Regions from separate parts of the Homo sapiens genome. Here region 2 is linked to region 1. A link is a contact called in ENCODE Hi-C or POLR2A ChIA-PET data. All regions are on one chromosome and are shown on one strand. Each heading gives the region's core, a stretch centred on a gene start or an enhancer-like site at or near the end of the contact. The rest is flanking DNA. Distances are from core to core; before and after follow the strand shown. Region 1 overlaps TIAM1 (TIAM Rac1 associated GEF 1). Region 2 holds the start of DYRK1A (dual specificity tyrosine phosphorylation regulated kinase 1A).

Evidence for each region. A loop is a pair of places that touch in the nucleus more often than their neighbours do. ChIA-PET counts read pairs that join two places held with the same protein, here RNA polymerase II (POLR2A). Pooled maps may share reads with other maps.
Region 2: a loop to region 1 is called in a pooled map, with 12 times the contacts of the local background. The contact joins the promoter of DYRK1A here to the enhancer-like site in region 1. A Hi-C loop is called at or near these places in 1 of 50 pooled maps. POLR2A ChIA-PET finds 5 or more read pairs at or near these places in 2 of 52 experiments (activated CD4-positive, alpha-beta T cell and activated T-cell).

What each region holds. Positions count from the first base shown.
Region 1 is chr21:31,323,252-31,328,624 of GRCh38, reverse strand. All of the region lies in intron 2 of TIAM1 (TIAM Rac1 associated GEF 1), which reads left to right. Among named protein-coding and RNA genes, the nearest start is that of TIAM1, 18 kb to the left of the region's middle. Within about 2 kb of position 1,589, at least 3 of the 41 ENCODE cell types and tissues checked have a DNase peak (open chromatin) inside an H3K27ac peak, as active enhancers do.
Region 2 is chr21:37,364,768-37,370,813 of GRCh38, reverse strand. It overlaps DYRK1A (dual specificity tyrosine phosphorylation regulated kinase 1A), which reads right to left and starts at 4,041. Exons shown (of 12, transcript NM_001347721.2): 1 at 3,186-4,041. RefSeq lists silencers at 2,539-2,818, 2,929-3,068, 3,309-3,388, 3,579-3,728, 4,309-4,618 and 1 more and enhancers at 2,731-3,655, 4,969-5,048, 4,580-5,505.

The DNA of each region.
Region 1 (5,373 bases), core at 340-2,839:
ATGGCACATGTATACCTGTGTAACCAACCTGCACGTTCTGCACATGTATCCCAGAACTTAGAGCAAAATAAAAAAAAAAAATAATAATAAGCCAGTCGTGGTGCCGTGTGCCTGTGTTCCCAGCTACTCAGGAGGCTGAGGTGGGAGGATCATGTGAGCCTAGGAAGCTGAGGCTGCAGTGAGCCGTGATTGTGCTGCTGCTTTCCAGCCTGGGCGACAGAGTGACACCTTGTCTCAAAAAATAAAATAAAATATGTACGTGTTAAGTACAGGCACAATCATTTCTTGATTTATTTTGAATATTTTTGATCTACGGTTGGTTGAGTCCACAGATATGGAAGCCATGGATACTGAACCCGTGGATAGGGAATGGCGACTGTAGTTACAACATGTACCATGTGGGAAGGTGATTGTTACAGTGGAGGCCCTTGAAGCAAGGAAGTGTTGGGTGTTTGAGCTTTTGAACATAGGGGAGTTAGGAAGGCCCCACTGCATGGGTGACATTGGAGCCAAGATGGCAAGGGGTTGAGGAAGCGAGCCCTGTGCTGACAGAGGGAGCATCGAGGCAGAGGGCAGAGGGCTGGGCTGGGCATGTTGGAAGTTTGGGTGGAAAGAGCAAAGTGGGAGAGCCAAGGAGATGAAGACAGAGGAGGGTCGTCAGGGCAGGGTCTGCGGGACTGCTGGTGAGATGGGAAGCCTTTGAGGGTTGTGGATAGGACTAGGGAGACACGATCTGGTTTAGGTCCATAGGTTCTCCCTGACAGCTGCGTTGGGAGGAGACTACGCACCATTTCATGTGGACCATGGTTCTCAGTAAGCCTGTGTTTGGGCATCGATTAGACTTTCTTATTGCTCACACAGTCTGGATCCTACTGGTGCAGGGTGATGGTGGGGTGGTCTTTATTTTTGCAATTTCTCTAGGCACAAATCTTTTTTCTTCTTTTCTGTTTTCTTTTCTTTCCTTTTTTTTTTTTTTTTTTTGAGATGGCGGCGTTTCACTCTGTTGCCCAGGCTGGAGTGCAGTGGCACATCTCAGCTCACTGCAACCTCTGCCTCTCCTGGGTTCAAGCGATTCTCATGCCTCAGCCTCCCAAGTAGCTGGGATCACAGGTGTGCATCACCACACCAGGCTAATTTTTTCTATTTTTAGTAGAGATGGGTTTTGCTATGTTGGCCAGATTGGTCTCGAACTCCTGACCTCAAATGATCTGCCCACCTCAGCCTCCCAAAGTGTTGAGATTACAGGCATGAGCCACTGCGCCCAGCCCACAGATCTCTTTCTTTATAGAAGATGAAGAAAGGGACTTTTTATCCTATAAGGGTACTTAGCTGATGAATTCTAGAATGAGTTCAAGCGTGGCTAAAAAATGCTTGAAGATAATTTCGGGTTCTCTGCAGCCCAGTGTTTCATTTACCTTCCAAACAGAAAGCTCCTCCTCCCTGCACATGCTCTGTGTTGCCCCCTTGCCTTGCCTGTGAGCAGATTCGACCGTCTTTTCCATTGATCACTTCCCTTTTTGGCTCAGGCTGCTCCTCTGGGGTTTTAGTTCTGAAATAAGTGAACCATTTGTCATATCTGCTTCCTTCTCACTGGAGCCGCATGTTAAATCGCGGCCGGAACACATCTGTCAGATCTCTGAGCTTTTCAAAAATGCAAACCTGAACGTTTTGGCATATGACCCTGTTAGCCTGTTTTAAGTGGCGTGTGGTAAACTTGCCCACAGATGTTAGTATACCCGTCTACTTTGAACAAAATAATAATAACTTTCACATCTGGTCCTCTTTTCATCTAGGGATCTTAAAACCCCAAGTGCACATTAGTTAAACCTCACATCACTGGAAGGTAGGGAAGGGATGGAGGGCAATCGCTTTAATCACCACTGCAAGAAACTTAGGGGGATTGCCCCTGGGTAACAAATGCCTTTCATCTAGCATCTTAAATACTTCCCGAGTATTACCTGGTGGGAAGTGTATGATCACGCACATCTGCAGGGCGTGGGGAATACCCTGAGATACTAGGGACTTGCCCTATCTTTTTGTTGTTGTCATTGCAGAAGCCTTCTTTCTTTCCAGTTCATGGGCTTTTACCACTTAATATGGATTATTTGGAGTCTGATGGTGTGCACTGAAGGATGGTATTGTTAACTGGTAAAGCTGTTTGGTTTTCTTTCTATCTTTTTAGTTTGGGATACAGATAGGCAGGAAGTTCCTTTGAAAATTTCAGCTGCCTTCCAAGCTGGTCACTGGGGATTCTCCATGAATGCCATAGTACTCCCCTTCCCTCTAAGAGTCTCTTCCCAGAAAGTCTCTCAGGTGAGCTGGGACAACAGGAAGACAGGAGAGGACCATAACTTTGATCAGAGGACAGAGTGGCAGCTGCTCAACTCCATTCCTAGAGAATGGGGCATTCTATAAGAAAAATGGAACAGAACAAAACCAAACAAAATCAGGACATGTCATTAATAGGTGAGGAATTCAGTGGCTCACCTGCGGGAGGGGAGTTGGGGTCTCGCTGGGGTCAGGGTGTTCAGATGCACAGCAGTTTTGCTCCAGGGGGACTCTGCCTGACAGTGGAAAAGCAGAGGCCTCAGCAGGGTCTGGAGGGTCTGGAGGGCGTGAGAAACACGGTTGGTTTGCAAAGGGATGCTCTTCTTCAATTTTAAATGTAATGTCTTTAGCTCCATTTTAAACAATTTCTAAATGCCAGTGTGTAGTATATCTACTGCTTTTATTCGCAGTTGCATGTGAAAGTAAACAGTAAAGGGGAAAAATATTGAAAAGTGTGGGTTCTTCAATGCCCCCTCCGTGTGACACCTCTTAACTCACTGATGGCTGGTTTCTTTCCAGCTTTTTGACTTAAAAGGTAGAAATGTATCTATATTTCCCCAGATACATGATGAATATTTATGTTATTTTAGATGAACCTTCTTCTGTATACATTCTTTTTTTTTTTTTTTGAGTCAGAGTCTTGCTCTGTCGCCCAGGCTGGAGTGCAGTGGTGCCATCTTGGCTCACTGCAACCTCTGCATCCCGGGTTCAAGTGTTTCTCATGCCTCAGCTTCCCGAGTAGCTGGGATTACAGGTGAGCGCCACTACACCTGGCTAATTATTTTATTTTTAGTAAAGACAGGGTTTTGCCGTGTTGGCCAGGCTGGTCTCGAACTCCTGACCTCAAGTGATCCACCTGCCTCGGCATCCCAAAGTGCTGGGATTATAGGCATGAGCCACTGCACCTGGCCCCTTCTGAGTAAATTCTAAAAACATACTCTATGAGAATGTATCTTTCCATGATTCTTCTCTAGTAGTATGAAACTAAAAACTAATTTTTTTTTTTTTTTGAGACAGGGCCTCCCTCTGTCACCCAGGCTAGAGTGCAGTGGCATGATTGATCACAGCTTACCGCACCTCCACCTCCTAGGCTCAAGTGGTCTTCCTACCTCTGCCTCCTGAGTAGGTGGGACTACGGCTGCACACCACCATTCCTGGCTAATTTTTGTATTTTTTTTTTGTAGAGATGGGGTCTTGCCATGTTGTCCAGGCTGGTCTCGAACTCCTGGGCTCAAGTGATCTGCCTGCCTCGGCCTCCCAAAGTGCTGGGATTACAGGTGTGAGCCACCGTGCCTGGCCTGTAAAAAAATACTTCTGTTCTTTCCTTTGGTTATTACAGTGTTGGTGTACTCATTGTTTACCCTTGTGGTCCTACTGAGGGATGCTGGTATGGAGTAGGTATTCACCATTTCCCTGTACTTTGGGGGCAGTACAGGGAAACATTACCAAAATATTTCTTAAACATTTTTGAAATACTTAAAGAAATGATTTTGTTGTTTGGAAACCAAATCAAGCCAAAATCTTTGTCTCCAGCCTGAATGTCACATATTCTAGTTGGGCAGTTAATCTCTTTGCTTTTGGCAATGTTAGGGGCCCTGTGGATGGAATCCTAGAATTCAGAGGTAGGCTAGAGGCAGCTGTCTGAAAGGTTACAGGCAGAAAAGATGGCTGAGAGCAGCACTGTGGGAATAAAAATCACTAGCTCCATCACTTACAGGCTGTGTGGCCTTGGATAAGTTGCCTGAGTTCTCTGTGCTTTGGATTCTTCATTTATAAATGGGGACAAGTACTTTCCTGATAGAATTGTCAGAAAATTAAGAAACTTCTTCAGCGTCTGACTTACAGTAGGTCCTCTACAAGTGTCAATTACTATTACTGTTGTTATCACCATCATGGACAGCATCCCTCTGCCCATAAGCAGGCACCAAATAAAATTTTTTTTTTGAGACAGAGTTTCTCTCCGTCGCCCAGGCTGGAGTGCAGTGGTGCCATCTAAGCTCACTGCAACCTCCGCCTCCCAGGTTCAAGTGATTCTCCTTTACAGTATCCACCCACAGTCTGTCCACTGAATTGAGTTATTGTTGAATGTTGGGTCCCAAACGCAATGAATTAAACTTTTCCACGCACGCAGTCATTGTTCTGTTTTTAAGGGGGTCAAGCGGCCATTACTGTACCCACCATTACAGTATCATTCAGAATAGTTTCACTGCCCTAAAATCCTCTGTGCTCCACCAATTCTTCCCTTTTCTTGCTAATTCCAGGAAGTCACTGATTTTTTTTTTTTTTTTTGAGACAGGGTCTTGCTCCGTTGCCCAGGCTGGAATGAAGTGGTGTGATCATAGCTCACTGTAGCCTTGAACTCCTGGGTTCCAGTGATCCTCCCACCTCAGCCACCTGAGTAGCTGGGACTACAAGCACACACCACCACACCCAGCTAATTTTTAAATTTTTGTGTGTTTCTTTTTGGAGACAGAGTCCCACTCTGTCACCCAGACTGGAGTGCAATGGCGCGATCCCGGCTCACTGCAACCTCTGCCTCCCGGGCTCTAGCGATTCTCCTGCCTTAGCCTCCCAAGTAGCTGGGATTACAGGCCCGCACCACCATACCCAGCTAATTTTTTTATTTTTAGTAGAGACGGGGTTTTGTCATGTTGGCCAGGCTGGTCTCAAACTCCTGACCTCAGGTGATCCACCCGCCTCGGCCTCCCAAAGTGCTGGGGTTACAGGCATGAGCCATCACACCCAGCCTAATTTTTAAATTTTTTATAGAGATGGTGCCAGGTTGGTCTTGAACTCCAGGGCTGAAGTGATTCGCCCACGTTGGCCTCCCAAAGTGGCTGGGATTACAGGCATGAGCCACTGCGCCTGGCCTACCACTGATGTCTCTAAATAGTTTTGTTTTTTCTGGAACGTCATATACTTGGAATCCTACAATGTGTAGTCTTTTCAGACTGGTTTAGCACCACTTTTTTTATGGCTTCATGCACTTTCTTTCTTTTTTTTTTTTTTGAATCAAAGTCTCGCTCTGTTGCCCAGGCTGGAGTA
Region 2 (6,046 bases), core at 2,792-5,291, 6.0 Mb before region 1:
AAATCGAAAATAGACGAACATATATGGAGGTAAAATCACCAAAACACTCAACAGAAAGTAAAGATTCTTGGTTCAGTTTAAATAACTGCTTATGATTACTACAAAATAAGACTAACACAACTTTGGGGATGAGGAACTAAATTCTTGATAAAGACTTTCTGGAAGTTTTTGGGTTTTGCTGGGTTTAGATAAGTTTTTTCTTGGGGAGGGGTGAAACTGCTTCCTGTGTGTGTACAGGAAACGTGAAAGCCTTCTCAAATATGAGGAAAGCTAATGCCAAAGCAAAGACAAACTGGCACACGCCTAATCACAAATACCAAGAAAGTCACAAGTGAAGCCCACTCTTCTACTAATCTTGTGTTCAGTGGCACAAGATTATAAGGCAATTCCCTTCTCGCCTATAATACAGTTAATTCTATCCACATTTTCTTCTCATAACTAGATACTTGTCAACCATAAACAGACACACGAAAACACCTCAGGGCAGCCTAAATTTCCAAGCTATTTCTTAAAAAAAAAAAAAAGGTTTTCAAGTGAAAACAAAGATTCAATCCAAATTAACACTTCGTGTAGTTACAAAACAAAATGCATGCCAAAGGTCACTGTATACCATGTTTATAACAAGGTATCTTGAATTTTCCTTTTGCAGATAGTCATAGCCCTCTAAAAACCTAATGTAAATTACCTAAATACATTGTTGCAGTTACCTAGGCCTCTCCACCCCCATATCTTTAAGTCATAAACAGTAACTCTCCATAAGTAACACGAAGGAGCAAACATCAGACAATATTTTGGAGGGGAAAAAAAATTTAACAAATGGTCGTTTTTACTGTCCACATTCCCTAACAAGACATTACACTAATATGGAATGTTTTAAATTATCTTAAATGTTACTGCCTCTAAAAAACTGGACTTATTTTTAGATATCTTGCACACAATAATGTGTTAAGTTTCTAATAGGTTCCACCAAAATATTGTTAAAAGGTTTAAGAGATGATCTTATACTTAGATCTCAAAACAAAGATCTCACTAGGTCATTTAGTCCATTTCCCACCCCTACCAATAATTACCATTCATTCAGGTCTATTCCTTCAAATATTTTTTCAACACCCACCAGGTAAAAAGGAGTGTGCCTTCATGGCGCAAACACAAGGGGTGACCCTTCCTCCTGCAATAATCTCTGAGCTTATGCCTCTCGAGGTAAAAATGAACTTTTTACAAGAGAACTTTTTACTAGTCTTAACAAGAGAACTAGGTGTAGACATTGACAGAAATCCTTAACTTTCTGGCATGGTTTGAAGTATAAATAAATTTGGACAGCTACCATAAACACCACTGCTATACCAGGGAAAATCCTCCAAAGTACTGGGATACCTGAAGTATGCGTAAAAAATCTTGACTATAATCAAGTAAGCTTTTTTCATAACCAGTTTCTTTGAAATGATCTTCTGCAGCTTAAAACCTTAACACATGAAACTTTAGTTCTGGTCTCACATTTTTAAAAGTCTACTTGAAAACAATATTATCCTAAAGTAACTGATCAAGACATGAGAAATTAAACAACACAAAAGCTAAAGGTAATTCCCCTGAGTTATTAAAACACCTCAAAATCAAAATGCTAAATATATTCATTAATACTTTGGACACATAAACTATAAAAGGGTCACAGAGGAACCCTTAAGCATTCAAAGAATAACTAAAAATAACTTTACACAAAACTTTCTTATGACTCATCAATACTCAAAAAATGACTATAATCAAAATTGTTTGAAGTACAAAACACATCAAGGAATATCTTTAATTCCTTTCATTCAAAAATTGACTACATAGTTTTCTTGGGGGGGGAAAGGCCTGAAAAGTTTATTAACAGGCCTCATCACCATTACCTTACCTTTTGGCCTCGGCAAGCCACAAAGGTAATTCCACGCTAAAAACCTTACGGGGACACATCTCTAGGTTAGAACCCTGAGTCATTAAACACGAATCACTCCAAAATTTGCCAGTATTTCTAATAATGAGTTACACCCTAATGATTCACAACTCCAGACTGGCTACAGCCTTCTGGCTCCTGGAGTCCCAGCTGTATGACCTTAGACCAGTCAGTGCCCCTCTCCAGACTCACTCTCCTCATCTATAAAATGGGAACAGTTCCTACCGGCTGGGCAAGCTGGTCGATCCACTGAAAACCCTAAAAACAGAGCCTGGCACTTGTGAAAACAACGTTCTAAGGCGTATTTTCTGACAATTTGGGCGGAATTCAAGAACCAAATGGTGCTAGCATTCCTGCGCTGTGCCCAGATTATGGGATTCGTGTCACCTAGGGTTGGGCGAAAGGCACAGGCAAGTAACCAGAGTCACTGACTCACTAATTTTACCATTTTTAACTATTTCAGATTAGGGAGGAGCCTTTCGCCAAGTACTGAGCTACTCAGCAGCTTTGGTGGCTCCGAAGCGAGAGTGGGTTTGTGCCTATAAATAGACTGGTGAAGTTTTGTGGCGATACACAGGTATCTATTCTAATTCACCTCTCCTCAGCCACCAACTCCCCCGGCTGCCGGGCAGGTCATCCCTCCACCCCGAGCCGCCGGGGACACTCGCGCTCCCCGCCCAACTTCGGAGGCCAGTGAGTGCCCCTCGCTCCAGCGCGGACCCCCAGGGCCGCCGAGGCAGCGGCTCCCGACCTTCGCCGGCGCCCGGCCCGGCCCGGCCCCGCCGTCCTCGCCCACCCGGCAGCCGGCCCCATTTTCTTAACCCGTGCATTGTCCTTGCGAATCACCCCGGCGGTTCCCACACTGGTGGGGACCGAGAGGAGGGACGAGGGAGGAGCTGGGGGAAGAGGATGAGGAGGAAGAGGAGGAGGAGGAGGAGGAAGACAACCTCCACCCCTTCGCTCGGGCGGCCAGTGAAGGTCTGGCGCTGTCTACGGCCCCCCAGGCCCCGGCTCCCGGGAGGCCGCGGCCCCCGCTCCCACCCTCCGCAACTTTCCCTCCGCTCGCGCCCGCCGCTCCTCCGGGACCCGGCCTGAGGCTCCCTCCCCCGGCGGCCGGCCCTGGGCCCGCGGCGCCTCCTCCTAAAATGGCAGGTCCCTCCCTCCGCCCGGCCGGCCTCGGCTCCGGCCCGGCTGCGGGCCGCCGGGGGAGCCGAGCGCCAGGCCGGGCGGGGCCGCGGCCGGGCCGGACACTCACCGGGACGATGGCGGGGCGCTCGCGCCGCTTCCTCCGGTGAGTCTCAGCCTCGGGCTCCCGCGCCGCGCTCCCGCCGCGGCCTCCGCAGCCAGCGCCGCCCCGGCAGCCTCTCTCCGCCCCCGGCGCTCCGGCTCCTGGCCGCGCCGCAGCCTGCTCAGTCTCTCCTCGGCTCGCGGTTCCAGCGGCGCCCGGGGCCGGGGAGGCGACAGCCCCCTCCCCGGCAAATACCGCAGTCCCCGGGCCCCGATTCCAGGCGGCGGGGCCGCACGGCCGGCCCGGCGCAGAGGGCGGCGTCGGCGAGGCCGGGCGCCGAGCGGCGGCTGCTGCCGGCGGCTTCTTCCCGAGGAGGATTTTGTAAATCTCACAAAATGGCGCGCGCTCCGAACCTGCGCAGCGAGAAGCGCCGGGGCCCGGGCGGCGGCGGCGGCTCCTCCGCCAGGAGAGCCCGAACCGCCCGCCCCCGAGTCCCCGCACAGACAGACAGACACTCGCACACACCCGCACACTCGCGCGCACAATCGCCCTCGCACACGCTCCCTCGCACACACACTCGCACTCACACCGGTCCCGCCTGCTCGCCGGCGGCGGCAGCGGCACCAACAGCAGCAGCAGGAACAGCAGCAGCAGAAGCGGCGGCGGCGGCGCCCGCACCCCCCGCTCGGGGTGTCCGCTCTCTGAGGCCGACCTGGGCCGCGATCAGCAGCAGCGACAGCAGCAGTCTCCCCGGATACCCCCGCCGCGGTTGCCGCCGCCACCCCCGCCTCACTCCAATGGGGCTTTTTATTATTATTCGGGCGGGAAGCGAAAGGGTTTAAAAAAAAACCAACCAACAAAATGGCGACGGACCGACCCGGTCGCTATAGCAACTGTCAATCAAAACGCAAAACCCCGGCTGACGTGCTGACGTCCTCCTCCCGCCCCCCAGCCCCGAGCCGGCGGGCGGGGCCTGTTGCTCAGGTAACGGCAGATTCCGTTCCCTCCTTTCCGTCTCCCCCTCTGTCCCCAGCCAACCACCCAACCCCCTCAGGTCACGTGAAGGATAAATTCGGAGCTCGGGTCCGCTACGAGTGTCAGAGGAGGGCGCGTGATTCGCCCGGGGGAGGGGAGAGGAGGGGGACGGCTAGGCCGAGGGAGGGTAGGGGCTGGGGAAGGGGGGGCGAGGCGGCGGCCAGGCCTGTGCGCGATCGCCCGCCGCCTCCCGGCCGCCCCGCCCCGCCCCGCGCCCGCGCCGACTGCGGCCCGGGGAGCGCGCGCGGCCTCCCGCGCCGCCGCCCCCGCAGCCCTAGCGCCCCGCGCTTCCGCGTCGGCGCCCGCAGCCCCGCCCGCGCCGGGGGGAGGGGCGGGCTGCCCCGGGCGGGGGAGGGGGAGGAGGAGGGGCGCCGCGGCCTTCGGGCGGGGACCCGGGAAGCCCACCCCGCGCGCCCGGGCCTGGAGGGCTCTCACCGCGGTCCGGGCGCCGCGCTCGCCTCTCTCCCCGGGAAGCGCGGCGGCCGCGACCGTCCGCGCGTGGAGCCGGTTCTTCGAAGGGCTGGCGGGCCTCCTAGCCGGAAAATGCCGGCGGAGGCCGTGGTGGGGGCGGGGAGGAGCCACCGCCGCGCCCCAGACATCGCAGGAATTCCGGACGCTGCGCCGGGCCCGGCGGCCCTGAGGCTGGCACCTGGCTCCGGTCGGGCCGCCCAGGTTTTGTGGCGCCCGAGACCAGCGTTGGGAAATTAGGCTGGAGCCATCATGAAAACTTTTTCAGGCAGTGCACGCTCGCCTGTGCCTGCCCATCTGCTTCCAACCTCTCCCCACCTTTCGGGGCGCAGCCTGCCTGCTCCATCGGAATGCCCTTTAGATGAATCCCCTTGTGCTGTTACTGTGTCCTTGTCGTCCAGCTCTCTGGTTTTCTTTTCTATACACCTTCTCGGTTTCCAGAGTCTTAATTCGCCTGCTTGTCCTTAACCATCAAAACTCTTTATTAATATCCTGGCTTTCGCTGATTTTTATTCTCCCTACCCCTTCTCCCTAGCTATGTATTGCTGGGTGAGCTCCCGAGGCTTGAAAACCCAAGTATGCTGTGCTGGCTGCGTTGTAATCGGTAGAGAGCCACCAGCTAAAAATTGTATTTTGTACCAACTCTAATGGCATTTAATAAATGTATACCTAAAAAGAGTGTGTGTGTATATATATACTATTTTACAGCAGAGTCACTAATTGATTTCTAAGCTTGATTTTGCCACCTTGTGATAGTGTTCGTAACCAATTTTTTTCATAAATTTCACAAATGTGACAACAGATAAAATCTTATAAACAATATTAGATGTAAAAAACTCGCAGTAAATGCCGCTGTCTATGCTACATGACTCAAATACACCTGCTTTAAATGATTTCCAGCAAAAATGTCCTTGCTACAGTTACTAGGACATTGATATACTAAGGTAACCATTCAGATTAGCACAGACTTTGAAAGAAATCCGACTAAACCGAAAATAAATTAGTCAAAAAGTAATTACTAAGGTAACCATTCAGATTAGCACAGACTTGGAAGAAACCTGACTAAACCGAAAATAAATTGGTCAAAAAGTGGTCGGGCAAATAGCTTGCTTTCAGGCTGATCTCCATGATATAAAAAAGTTGCCGTAGCTGGCAAAAGTTCTTTCGGATTATTGTTTCAAAATTGCCCTGCTAGTGTGATTAAGGTCCACGGTCAACTTAATTGTTTTGAAGAAAGAGGAAGTGGCCCAGAGCGCCCCTTATTCAGAGGAGAGGTCCCTACCTGGTTCCTCCCAAGCTCAAGCTTCCACCTATACAACCAACTTCTTCCTCTCTGCTTGTGGGTCTCCTTCCTGCCCCCACCCCATCCCACCCCATTCACCAAG